Linked DNA regions of Homo sapiens: region 2 is linked to region 1. A link is a contact called in ENCODE Hi-C or POLR2A ChIA-PET data. All regions are on one chromosome and are shown on one strand. The core of a region is the stretch at or near the end of the contact, and the rest is flanking DNA. Distances in the headings are between cores, read along the strand shown.

Region 1 (5,704 bases), core at 2,602-5,101:
TGTTGGTCAGGCTGGTCTCGAACTCCCGATCTCAGGTGATCGGCCTGCCTCGGCCTCCCAAAGTGCTGGGATTTACAGGCATGAGCCACCGCGCCCGGCCTAAAACACTTTTTATGTTGAAGAAATTTCACATTTACAAAAGAGTTTCTCAGGGATAGCAGGGAGCTCCCATATATCCTTCACCTGCCATCAGGGGCTCCAGGCAGGGCAGTAACATGGTCAGAATTCTGTCCTCCGATGGGCTGCTGGTTAGGGCAATGACAGACACCAAGACCAGTTGGGGGTAGATGTCAAAGTCCAGGGAGGGTTGGCTGAGGTCTGAGCTAAGGCAAGGCGAAGCCTGGTCTCCCTCCCAGGGACCAGCAAGCAAAATGCCCCCAGGCTCCAGCAGTACACCAGGAAGAAAGAAGCCAGCAGCAACAACAGGGTAGTGTTTACGGGAATCAGCCTGGGCACAAACGTGTGAATGGGACGCTGGATGCATCATGATCTCTCAGTGCCTCCGTTCCTTTATCTGTAAAATGGGGAGATCCCACTGCCCACCTCACAGAGCCATTGTGAGGATTAAATGAGCTAGTTGTGCTTGGAACAGGGTCTTTCCATCTATGTAGTGCCAGCTAGTATCATCAACTCAACATAAAGGGCTTCAAATGAAGGTAATCCTAGCAATCTAGAAGTGGCCAGCATCCACTGGGCACCTCCCGTGTGCCAGCCCTGGCTCAGGGTACAGCATGCATCATTTCATTTAATGTTCTCAACTACCATAAGAGGTGGGGATGTCACCAGTCCCCATGTGCAGGGGAGGACTTAGAGGCATGCTGGGTCCAGGGACCAGCTGGGAAAGACTCAGCCAGGACTCCAACCCAGATACTCCGAGTCCAAATCCACATTTTCAAATCCTATGCCATCCTGCCTCCAAGGCTGGTGGGGTGACCTTGGAGAGAGTGACTTGCCCCCTTGTCTTTCAGCATGGACACGCTCCTCTGGGTGCATAAATGCTGCTCTGCTTGTTTTCTTTTTTAAAAAGAAATGAATCTCAGTTCTTTCCAGTCACAGTTAATCTCTCAATTTACAAAAGAGTGAGTCATGTGACTGAATTCCACAAAAATTCTCTCTCCAGGTTTATGATTTTACAGAAAACTCTAGGGAAAACCGCCTGGAGCGAGTTAAAACCAGATCAGCCATAAACCATGTCCTGGTACAGCCTCACCAAGCTGAGACTCAGATTACTCATTAAATATGTGATAAATATTCACTTCAGATCAGCAGGAAGTGGGGGTTGGGGGTAAAAAAAAAAAAAAGGAAACTTTTGCTTCATGGAGAGAAAAACCTATTATAAATACAAAGGGTTGCAAACTCCAAATTAGGTGAACCCAGAATTCAGGGACAAGGCTTTAAGTCACCCCCTTAGGTATTTCTATGTATGGCAGTAGGGGAAGAGGCTGTCCTCAAATCTCTTCTAGTGAACCGAAGGCTTCAGCCTCCTTTGATATGGCCAGGGTAATGCTGGCATGTCTGGCATGTCTGGACGGCCTCACCAGGGAGGAGGAACTTTATACTCTAGGAGACCCCTGTTAGCACCAGGTCCTCCTCTGACTTGCTCGAGAGGCAGTCTCTGGCCCTCAGACTACCCATCTGTTCAATGAGGTTGCTGGACTGATGGCCTCTCAGAAACATTCCAACTCTGACATCTGGAGTCAGTCAGGCCTGAGTTCAAATTCTGCCTGGGCTACTTAGTAGCTCGATACATCCTGTCTCTCAGCCTTAGTTTCCTCTGATGTAAAATAGAGATAAAAATCCCCCCATCCCACGGCTGTTGGGTGGATGAAGTGATAGAGAGTCTATAATATTCTCAGCCAGTGCTAACAACACTACATGAGCCACAGATCTGGATGATGTCATTAAGATTACATTGATGGTGGTAAGTAAAATTAATATACTTTTTAAAAAGCCAAACACATTCTGATCTCTCCGGCCGGCGGGATTTATTTGGCACAGTAGTTCCCAGCATAGTATCTACAGGCAGATGGGTTGGGTTCAAGCCCTGGCTCCACCACTTACATACTATGTGTCACTGGGTAAGTCATTTAACCTTTGTGACTCAGTTTCTTCATCTGTCAAATGCAGATAATAACAGTACTGACCTCACAAGGTGACTGAGGACCAAATCAGTTCATAATACATAAAACTCTCAGAACTGCGTCTGACACTTACTAAGCAGTATATAAGTACTACCTATATAAATCATTACTTTTTATAAAATGATTTATTAGTAGTTAACTTTAGCTATAATTACTACCACTTATTAAAATTTGGGCAAGTCTTAATTCTGAAACTTGCTAAGGCTGTCTCACTGCCTAGACGACAGTCTACTCTAACCACCTCTAGGAAGCCTTCCCTGACCACAGGACAACATCCTAGAGCACCAAGAAGGTGCCTGAGCACACCTAAGAACATCGCCACTCTGCAGCCTTGCTCCCCACCAAACTGTAGTTTCCGTGAGGGTGGCCTGCTGTTTTCAGCTTCTCTGTGGCTCCATAGTACCTAGGCCTAAGGATGTGTTACGTCAAGATGAGGCTTCATAAAAGTCAGTCAACTGGTTTAAAACATAAAGGAATTGTAGTTCCAATAGTCAGAGAGCCAGAGTGGTGAATGGGGTCCAAGGAATCATTTCATCTAGTTTAAGAATGGCCTGTTCTAACCATTTAGTAGTGGCTGCCTGGGACCATGTGTTGAGAAAGATTCTGAGGTCACAGCAGAGCTCGGTTAGAAAGAGTGCTGTGATTGATTACTAATGTCTGCAGTGAGTATGGTAAAGTTGGGGATGGAAGCATGCTTGCCCCCTCTAATCTAGTCCAATGCTCTTCTTTTTTTTTTTTTTTTTTTTTTTTTTTTTTGAGACAGAGTTTAACTCTCGTTGCCCAGGCTGGTGTGCAGTGGCACAATTTTGGCTCACTGCAACCTCTGCCTCCCGGGTTCAAGCAATTCTCCTGCCTCAGCCTCCCGAGTAGCTGGGATTACAGGCGTGAGCCACCACTCCCAGCTATTTTTTTGTATTTAGTAGAGATGGGGTTTCACCATGTTGGTCAGGTTGGTCTCGAACTACTGACCTCAGGTGATCCACCCGCTTCGGCCTCCCAAAGTGCTGGGATGCTCCTCTTTTACAGACAGAGAAACTGAGGCCTCCTGACCCCCAAAGCACCCTTCTTCCGGTCACATTTTCATTTGCAAACCTATTCCCACATAGAAGAAAGAAGCTGAGGGCTTTTAAAATATGTAGTAAAAAGAGACATCAAAGAAGAAAGAAGACCAGAGACAGAAGAAATATACATAGAAAAAAATATGTGTAAAGTGCAGGGCTTACTTTTGCTGTGAAAGAGAAATAATTACAGAAGGGCAAAGTAGATGTTCTAAGTAAGACTTTTTTTTTTAAAGAGAGAAAAGTCTGGAACACATGCTCAAACTCAAAGTAGAAATCTTACAAATTCCTATTGCAAAATAACTCCTGGTCAGCCAACCACAATCTCTATAAATATATCACAAGATCAACAGCCCAGGAAAATAGGGGGAGGGGGAGAACAACTGCATGAATTTTTTTCAAAATCAAAATAGTATACGCAAAATAGTTCCTCTCACAGCTGGAAAGGAAGGAATCACTCATATTCCTACAAAATGAGAGGCCCATGAAGAAATGAAAGATTGTAATTCTGCACATCCCAATGGGTGCCTGCTGAGAAATCTAGACAACCAGACTATTTTGAAATTATTCTACAATTCTGTTTTCTTTGCAGTGTGGGGGTGGGGTGTGGAAATCTGGTACCTTGAATTCATTAGGGCAGTCATGAGCTTACAGTGACTTCCACGGGGTGAGTCAGGGTGGCAACAGCCAGTCAAACTCTCTAAGGGGTCTGATTTGGGAATAGCCTTCAGGGTCCAGGATAGACAAAAAAAAAAAAAAAAGAGAAGTCACTCTAGGCCCTTTAAATGGAGGCAATTTAATATAAGGATTTGAGAACACAGGTGATGAGTGAATAGAGAAGGCAAACAGGAGACAGATAGAAAACCAGGCATATCAGCATATGGGAGAGCTGCTGCTACCACCCATAGCCCTGGAGAGATAAAAGGGATGAAATGGTGTTATCAGAAACTGGGGCTGTCCAGCAAGAAGTAAAATTATGGAAAAGGCTGCCCACTGGGAGTGGACCATAGAGGGAAGGGCTGGAGCTAAACAGAAAACACCACCAGAGGGAGAGAATGGGTGAGAAGAAGTACCCCAGGCTTCTCCCTCCCTTTTCACATTCCAGTCTTCCTGATGAGCATCCTACTGGTTAAACTTTTGAAGGCCAGAGAGCAAGAGCACCTAGGAAATGCAATCCCTTGCAATACAGAGCACAGCAGGGAAAAGGAAGGCATGGAACTGAGGTCAAACCAACAGATCAGTTCAGATAGGAAACTCCAGAAGTGCAGGATCCACCTGAAGACACTGCCCTGCAGAGCTAACCAAAGAGTCCACCTGAGTCCAGTCCCCCATTTGGACTCCAGCCTCCTCATCAGCAAGAACTGCCTTGTCTTGAACTGCACCATGCTCTGCACTATCCAGTGGAATCACAGCTTGGAGTTTAAAGAACTCTGGAAGTCTGGGAAATGGATGCCTGGCCACACAGCCCAGTCCCCCAACATGTAGGTTGCTTGGGTATCCTTCTAGCATATTGTAACTCCAGTGTTGCTGAGAGAAGTACGGAAAACTCATCATGTGAAAGGGTAATGCTCTCCTCAACCCCCTGCCCAGAAGACCCAAGCACCCAGTGGACACTCTAGAAGCATCCCTTGACCAGACCTATAGGGATGACGATCAGAGGCTCTGGGGACCACAGTATGACACCAGCTGGGCTAGGGGAAACCCACTCCTAGAGCCCTAGAACTTTCCACATTCAAGGACACTCCAGAGGCACGCAGGACATCTTTGCTCTTTGCTGAACAGTATCATAAAAGGCAAATGCATTCCTACCCCACATAGACTCAACCCCCAGAACCTCTTTGTCCTAGTTGTTGCTAAAGGCTTCATTTAACTACATTCTGCAAAGAAAGGAAGGGCCCTTCCCCTTCCTTTTGGGTTCCATTCCCACCTCCTCCAGGCCACAGGGGCAATCTCCCTCCCCTGTTTTCTTAAAGCACTTATTGCCTGGACTATTCAAAAGATATTGATCAACTGGCTGCTATACTCAGTCATCTTTTTATTACCTGTCTTCACAGCTGGACATCCATCTTTCCCAGGCAGGGGCTGTGCCTCTGGATTCCCCAGTGCCCACCAGACAGCCCAGCACAGAGAGTGTGTCTACATAGCATCCTTAAAGGGGAAGATGACTCAGGTTCCCGGAAGCCTGAGTCTGGAGTGAGGCAGGAATAACATATTCTATCAATCCCCCACATACATTTGTTTAGTGATTTTTTATATCCATTACTTCATTTAATTCTTCACAAGGTAGGAGTCATGATTTCCGTTACAGAGAGGAAGAAGCAGAGGTTAACTGGCTGAAGTGACAAGAACAGAATCAAACTCTCTATATATAACTTTACATAAAGTTTACACTAACAAATACCACATGCACGTATACAATATCCCTAAAAGCACTTGGCCTGGATGGCTCAAAATTGAATGATACTTTCCTCTTTCCTGCTTCGCTTTCCATTATTACCACTTTTG
Region 2 (5,385 bases), core at 547-3,046, 34 kb before region 1:
TGAATCCAGACTGCTGGCTCTATCCCAGGATTCAGATTCAACCATCCTTTCCTGGGCATCTCCTGGTGAAGGGCAGAAACAGCTACTGGGTCTAATGAGTCTTAACACACACAGATACCAAAGAGAGCAAGTGCAGGTCTTCTCCATTAACTAACAAATCCACCAGTGATTAACACAGTCCCTGGCCTCAGGGAGTGAATACTGATGGAGAAACGTCAGCGCAGGCCCCTGAAAAGACTCACTCTCTCATTCCACACTGGCCTAAGTCACTCCTGCGCCTCCCCAAACATTCCTGGTTCACCCCTATTCTGTCACATGGGAGGACGGCATTTCCCAGCCTCTTTGAGGTTGGGTGGGGCCGTGTGACTAGTTCCAACCAATGACTGTGAGCGGAATTAACACCTCTCTCTCTGGCTGCAGCAGTTAATTGCCAGCGTAAGTCTCTCCACAGCGTGCTTTCCCTCTGTCACTTGGCTGGCAGCATTCTACATGACAGCTTTTAGTCTGGGACCAGAGGGGAGCAGAGGTCCCTCTTGACCCACAATGGACGTGTAGTGTGAACAAGAAATAAACTGCTGTGGTTTTGAGCTACTAAGATATCTTGTACCTTTCAGGATCTTTTGTTACTGCAGCATAACCTGGCCCCACCTTGACAGCTGCAGCACCAGTGTCAACATTACCACTCCCAGAAACCAATACTTTGTTTGGTATTACAGAGTGGAAGCAGGGAACATGGAGACATAAATCAGGCAGGTCCTGGAGCCCCAATCTCTAGGGGTTTCCACTTTCATGGAAGAGGCAGGCACAGACAGGGCCCCTCTAATCTAAAAAGAAAGTAGAAAGTGCACCAACTGAGGAGCAGGGTAGAAACAGCCCACTCTCACCAGAAGAGATCAAGGAAGTCTTCTGGGAGGAGGTGGCACTGGAGTTGGCCTCGAAGGATAGGTTGGATTTGGGCAAGTGGAAATGGGGGAAGGCATTCCTGGGAGAGGCAACAGCATACACAAAGTACAGGAAGAGCAGACTACACTGGAATGAAAGGTCTGGGAAGACCAGAAGCAAGAAATGGGGCTAGAAGGTTCAGGTTATGGAGGCTCTTAATGCTCTGGCCTCGACTCTAGAGACAGTAGGGAGTCCCAGGGTATAAGCAGGGGAGCAACATGGTCGGTGTTCTGTTTTGGCCAAGGCCTCCTGGCAGCCAGGGCAGGGGGCAGGCAAGCTGCAAAAGCATGGCTGTTAGCAGGATGCTGCCATGACCCAGGTGGGGCTGAGATGGCCACAACCAGCAGGGAACAGCTGGCAAAGGGAGTTTAAGGATGATTCTCAACAACTGGGAAGAAAAGGCACCAGGACTTGAGTCTAAACTTGCAGAAACGAGGCCATGGTGCCGCATACAGGATGTGCGCCAGGAAGATGGAGGTGCTTGGAAGTCAGTAGGAGGTGAGCCAGAGCTGGACCAGGAAGGCAGCAGAGGCTTGGACAGCAGCAGCACTTCTAAGAACACACTGAGCCTTGGAAACATGGAGTAGGGAGTGGAGGGAAGCAGAAATCTGGAGCCAGACCAGGCAAGGCCTCCACGCCAGGAATGAGGACTTTATGTCACAGACCAGGGGTTGCAAACTTGTGCCCACAGGGACTCTGACCCACAGACATGTTTTGTTTGGCAGATTTCAAAAGGTCAATTGGTTGCAACATTTAAAGCCAAAAGAATTCCCATCAAAATGTTCATTTCTGGCGTGTGATTTGTCCAGAGATGTGGCAACGCTGAGCCGTATCCCCACCCAGCAACCGTCAGTGCAGCAGCTGAGCAGCAGCCGCCCTCCACACACGCGGCGTGCCTTCTCTAACTGGACATGGTCCCCACCACCTGTCCTGTTGGCTCATCTCTATTTATGCTAAATAAACATATTTGTTGGGCCTCATGGGCATTTGAGTCTGTGAACCTGGCAGCAGTGCAGGGGGCCCCTGAGGGGTATCCCTGGTGCATGCTGGAGACCGGAGGGAGAGAAATTGTTGCTAAGATGTGAGTTTCCACAGAGCTCCTCTGGGCCTGGCCCAGGCCAGAAGAGGCAGGGGAAGTGCCATCTGTCACTGATCCAATCCTGATGGGGTACTGCTCTGAGCAGCACCGGCACTGGGATCTCCAGCAGAGAGGCATTTAGGACACCGAGCAGTAAGGGCTGTGGGAGACCCCCCAGGGGTATGGGAGCCCTGAGACAGACAAAGGGATTCACTGGGCCCCCGGAAGGTTCCAGGCATTTGACTTAAACAGGGTATTGATGGATGGATAGGGTTCTGCTGCCCAGCAGAAACAGAAGCGCTCTCCAGCCGGAAACTGCACAAGCAAAGGCAAGTCTAAGAAGCTGAGATCTCTCCCTGAATGCAGAGGGAAGCCAGCAAAGGTTCTCTCAGCCAGGAAGGGGGCAGAGGCGCCAGGCCGCTTTTCCCCAGGACTCTGACTCCATGTTCCCACCCTGGTCTCCACCCTGACCACAGACGCTGGGCACTCACCAAGGGTCTGCTGGTTGCGGACGCCGCCGATCACCACGCAGATCTCGGCAGGCACGTCGCTGGTCCCATCCTTGCTGACCGCCTTCTTCTCCTCCTTGGCCTCGCCCTGCCAGATCACCTCCTGGATGTAGTCATCGGGCAGCTCTGTCTTCACCTTCACCTCCGTCATCGTTCCTTGCTCGGCACTCAGCGAGGCCTCGGCTGGCACTGGCTCTGGGCCCTCCACCTTGGTGCTCTTCTGGCTGCGCTTCAAGCGCTCCCTGGGAAAGAAGAAACTCCGTTCAATACCTTCTTCCTCCAGATCAACACAGGAGCCCACCAGCCCATGGCACCACAGGGACATGCCAGGCTGTGTGCATAGTGAATTCTAGGGCCCCCGGCCCCCTTAGCCTCCCACACAACCCCCACGGCTACCCCTGAGGCTCTTCCAGGGAACCCTGAGGCTTCAAGGAACACAGTTTGAAAACCATTGAGCAAGAAAGCCTCCAACTCCACCCATTTTACAGTTGGGGAAGCTGAGGTCTCAAGAGGTCTAGATGTGCCCAGTTGCCTCACTTGCCACTTATTTGTTTGCACTTATCATAACTGGAGTTACAAGTGACCTAAAAGGGCACCTCCAGCTGGCTGAAATCAGTACTTAGACCTCAGTGTGCATACAGATCAGCTGGGGGGGATCTTGAAAAAAAATGCAGATTCTGGCTCAGCTGTTCTGGGGTAGGGCCTGAGATTCTGCATTTCTTTTCCTTTTTAGAGATGGGTCTCACTATGTTGCGCAGGCAGAACACAAACAAACTCCTGGGCTCAAGCGACCCTCCCACCTCGGCCTCCCGAGTGGTTGGGACTCCAGGCACCATGCCACCATGCCTCACTCAGAGATTCTGCATTTCTAACAAGCTCTCTCAGGTGGGGCCAGGGCTGCTGGGCCTCAAACTACGCTTTGGGCGGTAAGGGTTTCGTGCTTTGATGTACGCGATATCCAGTGCTGTTCCCTTCGTTCCTAGGCAAGAAGGCTTGGGATCTTGTCCAGGCTCTTCCCCGCTCCTGCTTTACAAACGGGAAACTCCAATTCAAAAAGACTCACTAGGTTGAGATGTCATGGAGCCAACACTGTGGCATGGAGGGGGCTCTTTAAACATCGGAAAACATCCTCGAGGTAATGATGTCAGTTCTGAAGAGGGCAGGGCGTGGGTCACTCAACGTCCCTCATGAGGGGGACACTAAGGACTAAAGCAGAGCTGTGACTTGCTCAGGCCAGACATAAAATTGGGGACAGGCCAAGGCAGGAAGCCAGGTCCCTGCCATCCACTCCTGAAGCATCCTCCTTTCAACACAGCTGTCCATGTTATCATCCTAAGGGCCCCACATCCTTCTGACAAGGGAAGCATCCCCATGACTGTTGTCTGTGAGGTGGGGAAGCTGAGGCTTGCACATACTGGGAAATCGAGTCATGTTCCAGGCCCAGAGACACTGCCCTGGCCATGCTAGCCTCTCCACTGTGCCAGAGGAGAGCATGGTCTGTGAATTTCAAGGCCCAGACTCAAAACAGAGAATGCCAGCATTCCAACTGCAGCACAGCAGGGCCACTGGACTGGGACTCAGGGACCCAGGCTCCAGTCCTCCATCTACAATGGGCTTGCTGTGTGGCCTTGGGCAAGACTTTTCTCTTCTTTGGGTTTCAACAGCCCTGTTTATCACAGGAGCATGGGTTTAATCACATCTGCTGTCCTTCCCAGCTTCAGCTTTCATCCAAGGTGGAGAAAGGTTGGGAAACTGAGCAAAGATAGAGAGGGGAGCCCCCAGCTAATGAGGAGAGGACAGAGGAAGGCCATGGGGAGGTGCTATGGACTGAACTATGTGCCCCCAATTCAGATGGTGAAGCCCTAACCCCCAGTGTGACTGGATCTGAAGAAAGGGTCTTTGGGAGGTTAAGTGTGGTTAAATGAGGTCACACTGGAGGGGCCTTCATGAGGGGATTGGTGGCTTTGTAAGAAGGGAAAGAGATTGCTCTCTCCCCCACGTGAGGACACAGTGACAGGGCGACCCTCTACAGCCAGGAGGCAGCCCTCACCAGAACCCAACCGTGCTGGCAACCTAATCACAACCTCCAGCCTCCAGAACTGTGAGAAAATACATTTCTGTTGTTTAATTAAGCCTATGGCATTAGGCATGGCATCCCACAGCATTCTGTTAACAGCAGCCCAAGATGACTCATACAGGAGGCCAGGACTCAGATGGACGGAACACGAGTGCAAGGGCATGCTGGGAAAACCAGTCAGGAGCAAGGGCTATCGCGCCAACCACTTCCTCGCTGTGGGCCTCAAGCCAGCCACCTAACCTCTGAGCCTTGGTTTCGCCGTCTGCAAAATGGAGGTAACAGGGTTGTCATGCAGATTTTAATCAACGAACACATGGAAAGTACTCAGCACAGCGCCTGGCCTGGAACTGCTCTCAAGACATGGTCACCACGACCATTGTTAATAATGACACACTGTTAGAGCTTCTTTGGCACCCAGGGGCGCCTCCTCCTCATGTGTCTGTCCCATCAGGGCCACCAGACACTGTCTGAGCTTTTGCCCTTCTCCACGGTAAGAAAGTGTAAAACTGCATGATTCAATCGCCTCAGAATTCATTTCCTTAATTTACTTAAGAAACACTTAAACAGAGCCTCCTATGTGCCCGGCAGTGTTCTAACATACTAATTCCTTTCATCCTTAGCAATGACTCTAGGAACGAAATCTTGGTATTAGCTCCACTTTACAGTCTAGGAACTGTGGCACTGAGAGGTGAAATAACGTACCCAAAGTCATGTGGGTGGTACGAGGTGGGACGGGGACCTGATGCAGGCAGCCTGGACTGGGAGACAAACTCGCAGAG

The links. Hi-C counts contacts between places; a loop is a spot of excess contacts on that map. ChIA-PET counts read pairs that join two places held with the same protein, here RNA polymerase II (POLR2A). Pooled maps may share reads with other maps.
Region 2: a loop to region 1 is called in a map of ascending aorta, with 5 times the contacts of the local background. The contact joins two enhancer-like sites. A Hi-C loop is called at or near these places in 4 of 168 maps with a recorded cell type or tissue (aorta, ascending aorta and esophagus squamous epithelium) and 4 of 50 pooled maps. POLR2A ChIA-PET finds 5 or more read pairs at or near these places in 1 of 52 experiments (activated T-cell).

What each region holds. Positions count from the first base shown.
Region 1 is chr9:113,953,403-113,959,106 of GRCh38, reverse strand. All of the region lies in intron 1 of ZNF618 (zinc finger protein 618), which reads right to left. Among named protein-coding and RNA genes, the nearest start is that of ZNF618, 80 kb to the right of the region's middle. Within about 2 kb of position 3,851, at least 5 of the 41 ENCODE cell types and tissues checked have a DNase peak (open chromatin) inside an H3K27ac peak, as active enhancers do; they include ascending aorta, where a contact is called at or near this core.
Region 2 is chr9:113,985,707-113,991,091 of GRCh38, reverse strand. It overlaps ZNF618 (zinc finger protein 618), which reads right to left. Exons shown (of 15, transcript NM_001318042.2): 3 at 2,512-2,771. Among named protein-coding and RNA genes, the nearest start is that of AMBP, 90 kb to the left of the region's middle. RefSeq lists enhancers at 1,334-1,834, 4,649-4,943. Within about 2 kb of position 1,796, at least 5 of the 41 ENCODE cell types and tissues checked have a DNase peak (open chromatin) inside an H3K27ac peak, as active enhancers do; they include ascending aorta, where a contact is called at or near this core.